Linked DNA regions of Homo sapiens: region 1 is linked to region 2. Evidence: read pairs that join two places in POLR2A ChIA-PET (ENCODE). Cell type or tissue: A673. All regions are shown on one strand. Links, peaks and the distances in the headings refer to the core of each region. The heading gives the core; the rest is flanking DNA. Region 1 holds the start of LOC124902704. Region 2 has its middle 18 kb from the start of MYEOV.

Region 1 (8,325 bases), core at 271-8,270, 350 kb before region 2:
GCCATTTCATGTAAAAGTTGAAGTTATTTCAATTAGTTTTTTCTAGAATGTTAACATCTAGGCACAAGCAAGAGTAGTCAGTCCTCCACTGAACTCTCCACTTTGGAATCACCTCTCAGAGTCACTGGATGGCCAAAGGGAACTGCCCAAGGGCCACACTGCTGTCCTAAAACACGACCACATTTCACTTTATTTTACATTCACCCCTTGACATTTTTTTCTCTAACCAGTGGCAAGAAAAGAATGATGAGATATGGAAGAAGGGACAAGAGGCCTATTTGCTGAGTGGCTGCTGGTGGCCTGCCCTTTACCAGGATTATCCACCAGTGCTGGAGGCAGGGCTACCACCCTCACTTTGCAGAGATATGAGGCCCGGCTGAGAACAAGTCTAGTGGTCACAGTAAGTGGCCAACTTCAGGCTTGATGGGGCGCAGCAGGGCTTGAGCAGGTTGCATGAACGATTCGCTTCCTGAGGCCGTTATTTTAGACATGTCTTCTTCGTCAATGCAGAGGCTTGTTTTTCTGGGAATTTGCAGCCTGTCTTCAGGACCAGTCTTGCATCTGGCACAGCAGTCCCCAGCCTTTTTGACACCAGGGACTGGTTTTGTGAAAGACAGTTTTTCCATGGACAGGGCTTGGTGGTGGGGGATGGTTTGGGGATGAAACTGTTCCACCTCAGATCATCAGGCATTAGATTCTTGTAAGGAGCACGCACCTTACATCCCTCACGTGTGCAATTCACAATAGGGTTCCCGCTCCTATGAGAATCGAATGCCGCTGCTGATCTAACAGGAGGCGGAGCTCGGGCGGTAATCTTCTCTTGTCTGCTGCTCACCTCCTGCTGTGGGGCCCGGTTCCTAACTGGTCATGGACTGGTGCCGGTCCACAGCCTGGGGATGGGGGACCCCCTGATCTAGCAGACTGAGGCCAGATTGAGGCAAAAGCAGATGAATTTATGGAAAAGGATCCATGCTGGCAGCCTGTAGGAGAGGCAGTGCCTGGATGGGTCTTTAGCTGCCCCAGACCCCGTGAGCAGGTCTCTCCTAGCGACGCCTCTGGCACTTTGGGAGCCCAGGGGAGGGGAGGGAATGAGAAGGTGGGCAAAGGAGGAGATGACCTTCGTACTGAGCTTTGCGAGCGTTCATCTGGCCTCACAACACCGCGGAGAAGTCTCTCCCACTCTACCTGAAAACGCCAACGTAATCTGGAGATACCAAAAAGTGTCATGATCACGCAAGCTTATCCTAATTCCCACCGTTATTCTGGTCCTTAATGAATCAAATGAGGAACTGGTTTGTGACTCAGGAAACTGAAGTCACAGAGTTCTTAAGATCTGAGAAAAATGGGTCACTGTGTTTGGTGCTTCACAGGACACGGGGCCTGCAGGCGAGGAGCCAGGCCTCAAGGGTTCAGTGAGTTGTCCAAGCCAGCGTGACTAAGGGTTCCGCTGGGACCTCTCAGATTAACTTCCAAGAAGGAAAGCCGCTCCTTGCGCATACACTTTTTCTTAACTCTCCCCGGCTGGTAAACTCAGGTGGCATCGAGGCCTTGGCGTCTACCCCTTGGTGACACCCCCATCAGGATAACGCCTTGGCTGTGTCTCTCTGGCACCCTTTACCAGAGCAGCTGGGCTTGGGTTGCAGGGATGGAAGCCTTTATCTCAGGCGATACCTGAACATGTAGAGTATGTGATGCTTGCTGAGCTAGAGGCTCATGGATTGATGTCCCTCTGCTGGTTCCAGTGAGTATGTGCCCCTGAAATTCGAGGGGACTGTGGAGGCTGCTTCCAGGCTTTGAGAGCCCAAGTCTGTTGCAAATTGAATTGTATCCGCAAAAGGAAACGTTGAAGTCCTAGCTTCTGGTACTTTAGCTTCTGTGACTTTACTTGGAAATAGGAAATAGGGTCTTTGTAGATTTTTTTAAGATGTAAATTGGGCCAGGCGAAGTGGCTCACGCCTGTAATCCCAGCACTTTGGGAGGCTAAGGTAGGTGGATCACGAAGTCAGGAGTTGGAGACCAGCCTGGCCAACACAGTGAAACCCTCTCTCTACTAAAAAGAATAATAATTTAAAAATTAGCCAGGCATGATGGTGGTGCCTGTATTTCCCAGTTACTCGGGAGGCTGAGTGAGGCAAGAGAATCACTTAAACCCGGGAGGCGGAGGTTGCAGTGAGCTGAGATCACGTCACTGCACTCCAGCTCAGGCAACAGAGCAAGACTTTGTCCCCCCCCAAAAAAAAAGATGTAAGTTAAGGTGAGGTCATACTAGAGTAGGGTGGCCCCTTCGTCCAATATGACTGGTGTCCTTTTAAGGGGACGGGAGCCAGTGGCACAGAGGAGAGACTGCCACGTGAAGACATGGGGCCGATAGCCCTGTGAGGACAGAGGCCGAGTTTGGAGCTGCGCATGGACCAGCTGAGAAGAGCCGAAGGTCGCCCGAAACCACCAGAAGCTGGGAGAGAGCGGGCACTGCAGACACTGCTGGCCTCTGGAACTATGAGAGAAATGTTGGTTGTTTTAAGCTGCTGAGTGTGTGAAAATTCATTACAGCAGCCACAGAAAACTACAAGGCCCCTCTCCCTGCCTGGGCTTCGTTTGCTGGTCTGGAGGGTAAGGGTGCCGGCCACACCATCCAGACACTTCTGGCCTTGCATGTGGGGCCTCCTCAGGGATTTGCCTGGACTCCCCCAGGTCTCAGCCGCCACTGAGGGCAAGTGGCGGGAGCCCCCGAAAGGCGCTGTGACCGCAAGGCTCACTCTCCAAGAGGCCTCTGCCTTCTGGGAGGCGCAGCTGCCCTGCACAGAGGACTGAGTCAGGGTCCACCAGAGAAGGCTGGCTTGAGCCTCTCCCCTGGTCTCAGCCCCTGCAGGCACTATCCGGCCTCAGAACTTGGGATATGGATGTGGTCAGGCCCTTTCTCCAGGTCAGTTTGGTCACACGTGTGCTCTGTTACACACAGAGTGTGTGCCATGGAAGAGGGACCTGTCCCTTCAGACAGAGCAGTTCTAGGCATACTTCTGGGCACTGGTGGCCCCAAGAGGAGTCATTCCCTGACCCTGTGGAACTCCCAGCTAAGCAAGACAGGCATGTTGAAATTCCAAGATCACATGGTAACTTTGTCAGTCGCTCCTGTTGTTTATATCAATCATAACATGTTAGATCTAGAAGAGGTAGAAAACACACACAAGCGGCCGGGTGCGGTGGCTCACGCCTGTAATCCTAGCACTTTGGGACGCCGAGGCGGGTGGATCACGAGGTCAGGAGATCGAGACCATCCTGGCTAACACGGTGAAACCCGGTCTCTACTAAAATACAAATAATTAGCTGGGCGTGGTAGCGGGCGCCTGTAGTCCCAGCTACTCGAGAGGCTGAGGCAGGAGAATGGCGTGAATCCGGGAGGCAGAGCTTGCAGTGAGCCGAGAGCAGGCCACTGCACTCCAGCCTGGGCGAGAGTGAGACTCCGTCTCAAAAAAAAAAAAAGAAAACACACACAAGCTGTAATAGTTAAGTGTCTTTGAAAACCAAATGACACAGTGCCCATATCAAACTGACTTAATGAAGGACAATGATTGGCTTCTGGAACAAAAGGGGGATGACTTCAGGAGAGGCTTGATCCAGCAGTTTGTCTGGAGACCCATTCCCTGCTTTCCCTCAGGGCTGGCCTTACGCTCAGCCTCCCCTGTGAGGTCCTGGGAGCAGCTCAGTCTTCCCTTAGGGCTGCAGGGGGGCAGTGCCACCCCTGGGCTTGTGTTTCCCTGCTGGGAATCCTAAGGAAGGGGGAAGCATTATCTTTTTCAGAAGCTCCAGAAAATGTCTCCTCAAGACTCAATGGCTCTATTTGATTTCTCACCCATCCATTAACTTGCTGCTCTTCTGGTGGGTGTGGATGTGCAGTTGGGTTTCAGCCTATGAAGACCTGGCCTGGAGCTGGGGATGGGTTCGGTCCCACTCAAACCACAGATCTGGGAATGGTGGTTCCCTGGAGCAAAGTCTGGGTGCTGTCAACACCAGGAGGGGGCATCCGTGGTGTCAAGAAGACCCAGAACTGTCTACTTAATGTGCCAAAGGAGGGAAGTAAGATCGGCTTTGGTGCCACCACCCAGGCGGCCGCCGTGGCATGGAGGCCTGTGCTTCCAGACCTGGGCAGTGCATGGAATGCTGATGGTGATTATGCGGATGCGCCGAGGGGATGATGGCGTTCCCTGAGTGATCACTGCACCCCAAGCTCGGTGCTCAGCAGTGCTTCACACACATTGAGCCATAGAATCCTCAGCACCCCAGAAAGAATTCAGTTATTGACAGAGATTTATGGAGCCCCCGTTCTGTGCTGGTCGTTGTCGTGAGTAGGAGATGGAGACGACTCCCCATCATGGGCTGTGTTCTTGCAGGATTTCCCCATGTTATAGGTGTGAACATTGAGGCCCAGAGAAATGAGGCCGCACAGCTGGAAAGCTGCAGATCCGAGATCCAACCCCAGGGCCTTTTACTCCAAAACGTGTGTGCTTAATGTGTGCCTATACATGCCGGTGAGTTTTCTTTTTAAACAGCTGGTCACCCTCAGATGTCCACTGCCGGCCTGTTTGGCTGCCCTTCTCCAGGCCAGCAGCCAAGACACAGTGCCGCCCGCAGGGGCAACCTACTGGGAGCCTCGAAACAGGTGGAGCTGGCGAAGCAGGGCCCTGAGCTGTGTGCGTGGGGCCTGGCTGCAAATGGCCCAATGAAGCCTCCGTGCATTTCCCTTTTTGAAGCTTGAGCCTTTTCTTCTCCATGAGGCTGACCCACCAGGCTGGCTTGGTCACACACTAGCTGTGCAGTCCTGGCTCAGTTACTTTACCTCTCTGGGCCTCGGTTTACTCATCTACAACAGGGGTCGGCAAACTACCACCCTCAGCCTGAATCCAGTCTGCTGCCTATTTTTGTAAATAAAGCTTTATTGGCACACAGCCATGCTCACTCATTCACAGAGCGGCTGCAGCTGCTTTTGCACAGGGCAAGAGAACCTGTGGCCCACAAAGCCTGAAGCCTCTCTCTGTGGCCCTTTCCAGAAAACCTGCCAATCCCTGACCTAGCAGATGGGATGATTGTGTGCGGGAGAGTGTAGGCTCTGGGAGGGCAGGGCTGTGTCTGTGGCTGCCACCAGAGTGTCCCCTCCCTGTCACCAACCCATGGGGTCGTTGCAAAACTCAGAGAGAAACTGTGTTCGGTGTTGAGCACAAGGCACACAGTGCGTGCTCAGTAACCTCCAGCTGCGATTCCTCCCGTGATTAAACAAAGGCAAGGAGGACTGCCTCGACAGGCTCAGAGGGCCCAGGGTCTGGAATAGGAGCTGATCCTCGGGTTAGACCACTCAGCTCTTAAAGTGGCTGCCGGTTGAGAGGCTTGTCTCAGCTGCCGCTAGGTGCAAATTAAAAGGATTAATGGACACCGCCGTCTTTGAAAGGCTCAAGGCCCACCGAAGCCCCTTCAGCAGAGGGCTCTGCATTCTCTCTTCCCCAGCCCTCCTTGTGTGCCCTCGTGAGTGGCGGTGACAATGCTCCCGGATGTGGGCCCCAAGGCCAGCGGCCCCAGAGCTGCCCGCCCACCCGTCCGCCTGCTATTGTCTGCTCAGGCCTGGCGGTGTGGCGCTGGGCTTGTGGGGCCCTGGCGGGCAGGGGACTGTGGGAACGGATTAGAGGTCCTGGGCTTGCTTTCCTCGTCTTGCATAAACTCTTGATCAAAGACATTCCTGGGATGACAGAGCCCTGTGAGCTGCGAGGCTGGCCCAGAGTGCGGGACGCACACCCCACGCTGCAGCCCCTGCACAGGCCTGCCCTTGCTGGCCCTCGCTGGCCCTGGCTGCAGTGCTGACTTTGGGGACTAGCCTTATGGTGGGACTGGTGATAGAGCGGGTGCCAGCAGGCAACACAGCCTTCCCCACCAGATTCAGAGGCCAGGCCCCCAATGCTGGGCAGAGCGAGGCTGTGACTGCTTCCTGGGGTGCTTCAAGGAGGGTCACGCTGCATGCAGGGTAGCCGGAGGGATTGCCGGATGCATGCCACTGCCACTGGACCTGGCTTCTCTGGACTCCCATGGGCAGTGCACCACCCTCTGCACAGCCCTAGCCACTGTTATCCCACAAGCGCGGTCCGAAGTCCACGTGCCCACTCTGCCCAGCCTCCTTCCTCTGTCCCCTCAGGGCCTTTCACTCCTTGTGACAACTCTAGGTGCTGTCTGGGCTCCTGGGGAACCCCCGACCCTTCCAGCCATGGAATCAGCTCCCGGCATGCGGGTCAGGCTGGACCCATGGCTCTGCACCTCAGCCCAGCAGCTTGGGGCTGCCCTGTAGGAGCCGACACGACCTCCCTTCCATTCGGCCCCCTTCCTAGGACCCACTGTATGCCAGGGTGGGGAGACGGAGGCAGAGAGAAATCTGGGAGATTTCCGTCCTGGAGGGGCTCAGCCAGAGCAGGAAGGTGCCCAGGCATGACAATCCCAGACTCCCAGAACCACCTGCCTGCTGTGGGGTGGGGAAGCCCTCAGAGAGCCCATCCTTACAGTCAGAGCAGAGATGAAGGTTCCTGTGGACCGAGGCGGTGGGCCAAGCGCAGAACAGGAAGCTGGATGCAGTCTGGTGTGTCAGGAGCTCCTGGGCAAAGACATCGAGCTTATTGGGGTCAAGGCTGGGGAGAGATGGGGCTGAGTCCCAGGGACCTTGGACGGAGCTGAAGGGAGATAGGAAGGCTGGGGGTTGGGGGCAGAGGATGAAGAATGGATGAGGACTGTCTGGCTGCAGGGAGATGGGCCAGGAGGCAGGGCAGGTAGGGGTGGCGGGCGTGTGAGGACAGGCTTCTGCGAAGGGGCTGCAGGGAGAGCTGACTGCGGAAGGCTTTGTCTCTGAAGTTCCTCAAAGGTCAGTTTTTACCATCACCCTCTGGGTAGCGCAGATACTCCAACAAGGGACGAGGTCTCCACTGAATCCCAGGAGGGGTTGCAGGCACAGAGGTGATGTCAGTGGAGTTTGAGAGTTGGGAACAAGGGCCTAGAGTGGCCAGACGATGCCTTTGATATGGTTTGGCTGTGTCCCCACCCAAATCTCATCTTGAATTGTAGCTCCCATAATTCCCACGTGTTGTGGGAGGGACCCGGTGGGAGGTGATTGAATCATGGGGCAGTTTCCCCTATACTGTTCCCATGGTGGTGAACAAGTCTCAGCAGATCTGATGGTTTTATAGGGGTTTCCCCTTTCACTTGAGTCTCATTCTCTCTTGCCTGCTGCCATGGAAGACGGGCCTTTCGCCTTCCGCCGTGATGGTGAGGCCTCCCAGCTACGTAGAACTGTGAGTCTATTAAACCTCTTTTTCTTTATAAATTACCCAGTCTCGGGTATGTCTTTGTTAGCAGTGTGAAAACGGACTGATACAGCCTTGGAGCTCGTGGCATAACCACGATGTATAGACCCACCCATCACTGGGGGATGTACAGAACCCCCCATCGTGGCACAGCCAGGGATGGGGGGTGTACAGACCCCCCCATCGTGGCACAGCCAGGGGTGAGGGGTGTACAGACACCCCCATTGTGGCACAGCCAGGGGTGGGGTGTGTACAGACCCACCCATCACGGGATGCCACAGATGCCGAGACAGAGAGAATGGGTTGTGGGAGAGCTTGCAACTGCTTCACTCTGGGCCCAAGCCCTCTCTACACACTTGGCTGTGAACCCACCTGACCCACCCAGGGCCCCGGCCCTGCCCTGCCACCCTGCCTGAGCCCCGCGCTCAGCTCCATCTCTCCCAGTAGACATGTCGCTGCCTTTTGGCTCTGCCAGACCTATCAGCCTACACATCCCTCTTTCATCTTAAAAAACCTTCCAAACACTAAAGTAGATCCCTAGACCCATGTGCTCCTCTCCCTGCATGGCAAAGTGGCTCTCCAGCTTCTTCCCCACATCCTTGCTCAAACCTAACAGGATCCGATGGCTCCCTTGCCTGCTCCGTGAAACAACCAAAGGTGCCCTGTGCGATGGTCGGAGCTCTCTGCACAGGCCTCCTGCTACACCCATGTGCTCTCGGGGGATGAATGTAAACCCAGCTGCAGGCCGGGGGTGGGGACATGGCTTCCCTAGGACCCCAGCCCTGACACAGGACCTGGCCATTGCCTGGAACTGGAGAGCCGCAATGGTGCAGACCTGGTCCCTGCCTTCAGAGTAATTTGCCCAGGAGCAAGGAGGAGCTGGGCCTTGTGAGCCACCCGAGTGGCCACCAGTGTCACCTCTGGCTCCGACTGTCCCTTGAGCTCTTTCTGATGTGACCTGTCAGGGGCACCTTGCAGGCTCCCCCACCCACTCAAT
Region 2 (8,325 bases), core at 314-8,313:
GGGGTGGGTGGCAGCTAGGGTTAGGGTTACGGTTAGGGTTAGGCCAGTCCAGTTGCTGAGGTGAAACGGCTGGGAAGCATCCTTCTCCCCAACAGCCAAATCATAAATCAACTCTGTTGTCTGTGCCTTCAAACATGTCCTGAACCTGCCCCATCTCCCCAGCTGCACTACCTCCCTCTCTAGCCTGGTCCATGGTGATGCCCTCTCACTGCCTTCCTGCTTTCCCCTCACGTGCCTTTCTGTATAGCCCCATGGAGTAGCCACAGTGATCCTTTACAGAACTCAGACCATTCCTCCTCCTGTTTAACACCCTCCTGTGCCTTCCAACCTACACAGAACAAAATCCATGCCTCTGGCCATGGCCTACAAAGTCCAGTGTGATCTGCCCTGTCCTGTTTCTCTATTGCTATTTCAGGCCACAGCTCCCTCTCTTATTCCACTCCAAGTACTCAAATCTTTTTACATTATTGAACAAGTCCAACTTTGCTCCTGCCTCAGGACCAGTGCACTTACTGTTCTCATGTCTTCCCCAGATCTTCATACAGCTGACTCTTGCCATTCAGTCCTCAGTTCCAATCTTATCCTCTCATCAACTCTCCCTGATGCCCCTAACTAAAGTGCCCCCCAGTAAGCTTCAGGCAGTCATCACCTTTAAAACATTTTGTTTGGGCTTTATTTGCATATTTCCTAGCTTCTCAACTAGATGCCAAGCTCCATGAGGTCATGGATTGTATCTTGTTCCCTGTGGTATCCCCAGCACCTCATACAATATCTGGCAAAAAGAGACACTCAGAAGCACTGATCAGGTAAATTAATTTGGGTTGATCTATACAGTCTCAAAGTTCCTGCTTCTATGGTTTAATCAGAATCTAAAGATTCTAGTTGTATTGTTTAACTTTCCACTTATTCATCTAATCATCTGTCCATCATCCACACATCCAACTGTCCATCCATCACCCATCCACCCACCTATTCAGTTATCCATCATCCATTTATCCAACCATTATCCATCCATCCATCCATATATCCATCCATGTACTTATCCTTCCATGCATCCTTCTAACCATACACATACACCTACATACCCATCCATCCAATGATTCTTAGCCCCCACTCTGTGCTTGGTGCTGAAGACCCAAGTTTAACCAGGACATGAAATCTATGCTAGAGAAACTCCCAGCCTTGTCCTCCTCTTCCCTCTGTTCCTTATACTGTGAGCTGCTCCAGGTAGGAACTGCATTAACCTTGTAGGCAGATGCAGGCAAAGTCCTAGGAGGCTGCTCCTGTTTGTAGATAGGTCTACACCTTCTTGGGACTTAGATTTAGACCTTCACCTCTTTCTTCTGTGCCCTGGTCACTGTTGGCTGTCCCCTGGGGCAGAGTCAACAAATTTATCCAGCTCTGAGGCTCCAGATATAAGGGATTTGAGGAGAAGACTCTGCCCCATCCTGAAGAGTCAGCTGAAGCATTTCAAAATTCAGAATGAAGTTCTGAGGGCCTGATGTGTGGTGTGATCTTTGTGCCACAAGACAAGAGGAAGGAGCAAGATAATGCCTGGGGTAGGCAAGAAGTCTTCCTGGAGGAGTTAGGGTTAGAGGTGGACCTAAAGGAAGGGGGCCTTGGGGAGGAGGAGTAAGGGTGAGAAGTATGATGCAAAGGCAGGGATGAGTGTAGTATGAATGTGGGCTGCTAGTGGGGAAGCACAATACTAGTACCCAATGAACTCCTACTCATCCTTCAACACCCAGTCCAAATGACCCCACTTGAGAAGGCTTTCCTAAACTGCCCACTCTCATCCTCCTATTCTCTTCAGACAGAGAGAATAATGATGGAAATGGTGATGCTAAAAATAATCATAACAGTTACTTAGCACCTTCCATGCCAGGCACAGTAACAAATACCTTGTGTCTATCATCTCATCTAACACTATAGCAGTTCACCATTGCACTACCTTATCCCCACTTTTCAGATGAGAAATTGAGGCTTAGGGTGAGTGGGTGGGTTTACATCTTCTTAGTTATAGAAGTTTCCTGACCTATCAGGGGGATTTATTTGTCTTCTGTCTCCCCTGCCTCCACTGCTCATATATACACACTGGAAGTGTCTATATATGCCCAACAGGGCAGGGACAATTTGATTATTTTCTGGGTCTTTGGAGGCCAGTAGAAGATGTGCCCTAGTGCAAGTCTTGTATGAATGTTGGATGGATGGAAGGATGGATGGTTGAGTGGATGAATGGATGGATGGATGGATGGATGAATTAGTGGATGGATGGGTGAATGGATGAATGGATGGATGGATGGATGGATGGATGGATGGATGGATAGATGTACTAGTAGATGGATGGGTACAAGGAGGGGTGGATGGATGAGTGGATGAGTCCGAAGGGTGGGTGGATGGATGGATGGATGGATGGATGGGTGGATGGATGGACCAATGGGTGGATGGGTGGGTGGATGGATGGGCGAATGAGTGGATGGATGGATGGGTGGATGGATGGATGGGTGGATGGATGGATGGATGGATGGATATGTGTGTGTGTGTGAATGAGTGGTTAGATGGATGGGGGGGATGGATGGATGAATGGATGGATGGATGGATGGATGAATGGATGCGTGGATGGACGAATGGATGGATGAATGGATGGATGGATGGATGGATGGATGGATGGATGGATGGATGAATGGATGGATGGATGGATGGATGGATGGATGGATGGATGGATGGGTGGATGGGTGGATGGATGGATGGATGGATGGATGTGTGGGTGGATGAGTGGGTGAATGGGTGGATGGGTGGGTAGGTGGCATATAGAAGCCCTACCATCTCTCTGAAGTTGTTGGTTTTGTGGTGCCTCAGTGTGGCCCATATGAAGACAGCTTCTTGACTGTACCAGAGCTGAGCAAGCGCTGGAGGCCACGTCAGCCCCTCCCATCTTCCCCCCCACACACCTCTCTCTCTTTCATGGTCATTCCCCAATTTGGCCTCCCATCCCATCTTCCTGTTTAGGGGCTCGGCTTTCCAGGGGATGCCCCCTAAACCAAACCTTCATGGCCCCCAACCCACTTGCAGATGCTGCTGGCTTTGACCTCCCACTCCTCAGCTTCCCCAGTCTAGCCCCCGACCCGGCCCCCACACCTCCCCAGAGCCAGCTCCTCTCCCCGCAGCTGTCCACACTTACAAAGCCAGGACTGTTCGATAAAGCCGTGCCAGCTGGAACAAGACACTTCCCGTCTGACGGGAGGTTCTGCATGGAGCCTGTGGGCAGCTGTCAGCGCGAGGGGCACAGGACCGGATCTGGAGGCTGTTCAGGGCCAGCGCCTCCCTTGGCCCCCTCAAGAGGGGCTCTGCTGGGCCTGGTCCAAGGTCCCAGAAAGGGCTTCTCAGACTGGGGGACCTGGAGTAGGGGTTTTAGCCTCCTGAACCCTTTGGGGCCCTCATACTCCCGTCCCTTTGGGATGCACAGGGGCAGCCTCCACACTGGAGCCTGGGAGCTGGTGACATTTGTTTGTTCTGCCCCAGGGCTCAGCCCACAGTGACCAGGGCACAGAAGGAAGAGGTGAAGGTCTCAATCTAAGACAGGCTGCTCGGTGTGGTCACCTGCAAGCCACGGTGGGCCACCAGGGAGGTCAGAGCAGAGGTAATGGCCAAGAGCAGCCCCAGGAGGAGGCTGCTGCATCCCTTCTAGAAAAATCATCTGCTGAATGTCTTTAGGGCAGCTGAGAAAGTCACTCCACCAGCCCTTTCTGCTTGCTCAAAGTCCACTAGGCAATTATTCCACAACTATTTCTTGAGCACCTAGTACATGCCAGGCATGGGGACACAGGCCTGAGTTCCAGCCCTCATAGAGGCTGCATTCCCACAGCCAGCCTCTACCTTCCACTCCCCCAGGCCCAGCCTGCCCGGAGCTGTGCACCAGGCCTGGACCCAGCCTGGCAGAGCCCCTGCCTTCTCTGGCTCTGACTCCTTCTATAAGGCTCTAATTACATCCTGGGAGAAACAATTAGAATGAAACTATGGGTTGTTTTTTTTTTTTTCTCCCCCCTGCCCCGCCCCAAGCTGGGCCTGTTTAATAACTTAATTAAATAAACAGAATTATAATTATAATGTTAATATTTCCTTTCTGTAATGCCGGCACATTCTGCTGGAAGAAGCTTCTCTTGGGAATGGGAGTGTCCCACAGCCCCCAGCACCTCCCCAGTCCAAGGCTGGCTGCCCACCGGCCTCCCTGCTAGTGCCTCAGCCTGGAGCCCACCCGGTTCTGGGACTCAGCAGAGTTGGCAGGAAACCAGCCGGGGGGGAAACAGCCGCGTTCTCTCCTTCCTGAGTGTTTACAGTCGAGCTCAAACCACACGATGAAAATTACTCTGAAGCTCCTAATTGCACATTTCCTTCCTCTAACCATTTTCTTTTGACAGTTGACTTTGAAAACATTTACCACTTAATTCTCCCGAGGCGGGAAGGAGGGAGAAGGAAGGAGGCTGCCCTGCTAGTGAGAGCTAGCCTCCCTGGAGGGGCCAGGCTTGGAGCAGGCGTCCTCACTAGCAGGGTCCCTGGGGTCCCAGGCTGGGGAGAGTCTTGCCTCTCCTCGCGTCCTCACTAGCTAGGCGACCTGGAACAAGTCAATATTGCTTCCTTGAGTCTCATTTCCTCATCTATAAAATAAGATGAAGAATATTCACTTTGCAAAGTAATGCTATGAGATCAGCCAGCACTTAGTAGGTGCTCAATAAATGTTAGATCCTTTCCTCCAGGCTTCTTGGAAAAACACAGTCCCTGAAGGCAGAAGTCTCCCAGCTCTTATTTCCTCTACACAGTGTGGTGTGGAGAAGTTCAGAGCAGCGGTCTGGGTTCACACACGAGCTTGGCCTCCACCTAGCAGAGCAGTGGGGTCTGGGAAAGCAGCTTGCTTTTTGTGACTCAGTTTCCAGGTCTGTAGGAAGGAATAGTGACAGTGCCTACATCACTGGGTTGCCTGGAGGATTCTGTGACTTATGGGAAAGTATGAACAGGAAACAAAGGATGGCTCAGCAAGGGCTGACAACTATCCGCATGGGTCACTCTGCAGGTGGCTGGACCGAGACAAAGTTGGATTCTAGTCTTGGACACTCTTGTGCTGGGAAAGTCCCTGGTTTCAGGGGCTTTCTGTGTCCCTGCTGTGAAATGGGTACGCTGACTCACAGGCTTGCCACAAGGCATGGGGAGGTAGTGGGCAGGAGGCCCCAGTGGGAGGCCTAGCCAATGGCAGGGAGCAGCCACAGTCTTGTCCCAAAGCTAGGAGCCCGAGGAGCCTTTGTCCCAGAGACAATGAAAGGTGGGGGCTGTAGCATCAATAGAGACACCTGTCGGTACTACAGCCACAGTCAGCGGAAGGGAGCACTCGGCGTGGCCAAGAGCGAGACTGGGACCTCTGTGCCCACCCTGCCCAAAGGCAGCAAAGAACCCCCCGGCTCAGGACTCCCCTCCACCCCCATCCATGCCTAGGCTCTGGAGCAGGTGGCCTGGCTTTGCCCCCCTCGCTGTGTGGCCTCAAGCAAGTGACCGAACTGTTCTGAGCTTCCACCTCCACGTCTGCAGACTGGGACTAATCTGGGTTACTGGGAGGACTGGCAAGTTAATACATCACCCAGGGTCTACTGGATCACACAGTAGGCACTCACTGAATGTTGGCATAATGTCCAGGACTGTTATTCATTCCTTCCCAAGCTCTGTGCCACCCCTGAATGGTCCTGGAGCTGACAGAGACAGAACAGCCCCTGGCACTTGCATCCAGGCCAAGTCAGGACCTGGTTTCTGCACCCCTACGGCCCAGACACCCATGTCTCGAGACCCAGTTCTAACGTACCGTCCTCTTGGAGCCTTTCCGCAGGCTTCCTTTCCACATTATACTCATGCCGGGGGCCCACGGGGCTCAGATCCCTGGAGTGCAGGGACAATGGACTTATCTTTGTGGCCCCAGTGCCGTCCTCCTAGTCTTTTCCCACATGCTGTGGGAAGACACAAGGAGATTGGGAGAGGCCGAACTGAGAGCTGGAACGAGACTTAGAAGCACTCACACCAGTGTGCAAAGGGCCCACATTGGCTGGACAGAGACCACCTGCTCGTACCGTGCAGAGCCAAAGGCAGAGAGGAACATAGGGACGGCAGTGGAGATATGGAGAAGGAGACGGATTTGAGAGTCGTGGAAGGAGGTTACAATGATGGAATGAAGCAGAAGAATCTAAGAGCCTGATTCAAGAGATACAAGGGACAGGAATCCCCAGAAGGACGTGTGACACCCATGTGTGAGGCTTGGCCCCATTCCATGAGATGGGGACAGCCCATGGAGGACCAGGATAGGGGCAGGGAGGCCATCCCGTTTGGTTTAGGCCATGTTTGGCTGGGAGCATTTCAGGTGAGAGTCACTGCTCCTCCTCTCTTCATGGGATCACACAGAGAGCCACAAGCAGAGCTGGGAGAAGGATCTGGTCTCCCTTTCCCCCTCATGTGAGTCTAAGACTGTTTCCAGCCCTCCCTGTGGTTTTCCAAGAGGACACTGAGTGGACCGAGTCCAAAGAGGAATGTTCCCTTGAAAACACGCATCCTCTCAGCTGTTTTCCTCTAGAATCATCAGCAAGAGCCCAAAATCCATACATTGTTTTCTGGTGAAAAATAATAGCAATCCTGTCCTGGTTGCCAAGTCTGTGAAATCATGAGCAGCAGACAGGGGACCTCTGGAGCATTCCCAGCGAGCCAGGTGCCAGCAGCCCCCTGTGGCCCTGAGGGCAGGTGCTGCGGGCGGGAGGGTCCGTTAGGGGCCAGCTGGGCCTGGAGTGGAGGCCATAGCCCTCTCTCCTCCAGACACCTGCTTCTGGAGGGACCTTGCCCCCTCCATGCTGAAGTCACTATGTGAATACTAGGACCCCCAGAATTTTTCTCTGGCCAAGATCTCCCCTGAGCCCGGAGCTGCTAACCCAGCAGCTCAAGGCTTCTGCCTCACCCGTGGGAGTCTCTTAAGCAGCTCAACCTCAGTGTGCCCCAAAAGGAACCCACCTCTTTGCCTTCCTTTCTCCAGGTCCCTCTCCTGCTTCCAGTTGCCCCAGCTGCAAACCTGGGAACACATTGAGACCCAGGTCACTGAGCTGCATGTAGTCTCCCTCCTTGAGCTCTCACATCTGCCTCACGCCTCCCACCCCACACTAGCCTCTGCCCAGATAGCTGCCACCACCCCTGACTCACCCGGCAATCTGCCCTCCTTCTATCAGAAAAGGGGTCTTTCAAACAGGATCCGGACAATGCCACCTCCTGCTCCAGTGCACTTCAGGCCACTCCCAGTGGCCCATCAGAACCCCCCACTCACCCCCTCCGCCTGCTTCAGGCCCTGCCTGGGGGCCCCACAGCCACCCACCCCCACGGGACCTCCAATCAGGCCCAAGGCACTCATCACCAAATCTGCCCCAACCTGCATGTCGGCCATGTTTGCAAGAGCTGTTCCCACTCTCAGAATGGTCTTCCCACTCCCCGACCCCAGGGGAAGCTGAGTTGCACCCCCGTCATAGCCCAGGAACCTCTTCCCTGGGATGCATCCCCATCCCCTCCTCCCAGGGCATCCCTGGAGCAGCCCGTATCCCAGGTGCTGCCTGGCGGGCTCCACTTCCCGTGCTAGGTGGCACACTGTGCACCTAAGGCAGTGGGAGCCTTTGGAAAGCTGGGACTTACAGTCACATCTAGCTGGGTTCAGACCCGCAGGAGCAAGAGCCAGGCAACCTCAAGCAGGCCTCGTGGCTGCAGCTTCTGCACATATACAATGTAGGAGACCGCATGACCCAGCCCACAGGGCTACTCCCGCCTTCACCCTACATGGCTTGTTGGCATTCCTATGACGTGCCAGGCATGGTTGTAGGAGTGGTGTGAGAGCAGGGAATGCACAGCCCAAATCCCTGCCACCCAGAAGCTGGCCTGCTCACGGACAGAGGCCCAGCATGTCAGATGGTGCCAAGTGCTCCAAAATATTGGGAGAGGCAACTATAAATAGGGGGCCAGGGAAGGCTCATTGTGCAGGCCTTCATTTGAGCAAAGACTTGAAGAAGAGGAGGAAGCAAATCACATGGGTGTCTGGGAAAGAGCGTCACAGGCAGAGGGCCCAGCCAGGGCAAAGGCCTGGGGTATCAGCTGCCCCAAAAGTATGAGCAGCTGCAGGGATGCCATAGCGGCTGGAGTGGAGGAACAGGGTCGGGAGAGGCAAGATGAGGTTGGAGGGGCAGGCCCGCAGAGGACTTTGCTGCCTCCTCTGAGATGAACCCTTGGAGGGTGAGCAGAGGAAGGGCAGGGTCGAGGCTCAGATGT

What was found. ChIA-PET counts read pairs that join two places held together with the same protein. Peaks named below come from ENCODE experiments on the same cell type or tissue, not always from the same donor. Only the 100,000 strongest peaks of a DNase experiment are listed, where the experiment ranks them.
Region 1: POLR2A ChIA-PET joins it to region 2 with 16 read pairs; 6 of 35 experiments call an interaction of 5 or more read pairs at or near these places.

What each region holds. Positions count from the first base shown.
Region 1 is chr11:69,655,591-69,663,915 of GRCh38, reverse strand. LOC124902704 reads left to right here and starts at 6,001. Exons shown (of 1, transcript XM_047427985.1): 1 at 6,001-6,718. The coding sequence starts at 6,001. The coding sequence ends at 6,705. RefSeq lists enhancers at 2,061-2,561, 2,562-3,062, 5,442-6,169, 8,049-8,325. In A673, for the core only: CTCF peaks have their summits at 1,534 and 1,734; DNase peaks (open chromatin) are centred at 1,725, 5,135, 7,245 and 8,105; H3K27ac peaks cover 4,742 bases.
Region 2 is chr11:69,308,173-69,316,497 of GRCh38, reverse strand. No RefSeq gene overlaps it. Among named protein-coding and RNA genes, the nearest start is that of MYEOV, 18 kb to the right of the region's middle. RefSeq lists enhancers at 5,050-5,279, 5,121-5,620. In A673, for the core only: no CTCF peak of the experiment used is centred there; DNase peaks (open chromatin) are centred at 3,957 and 4,357; H3K27ac peaks cover 6,393 bases.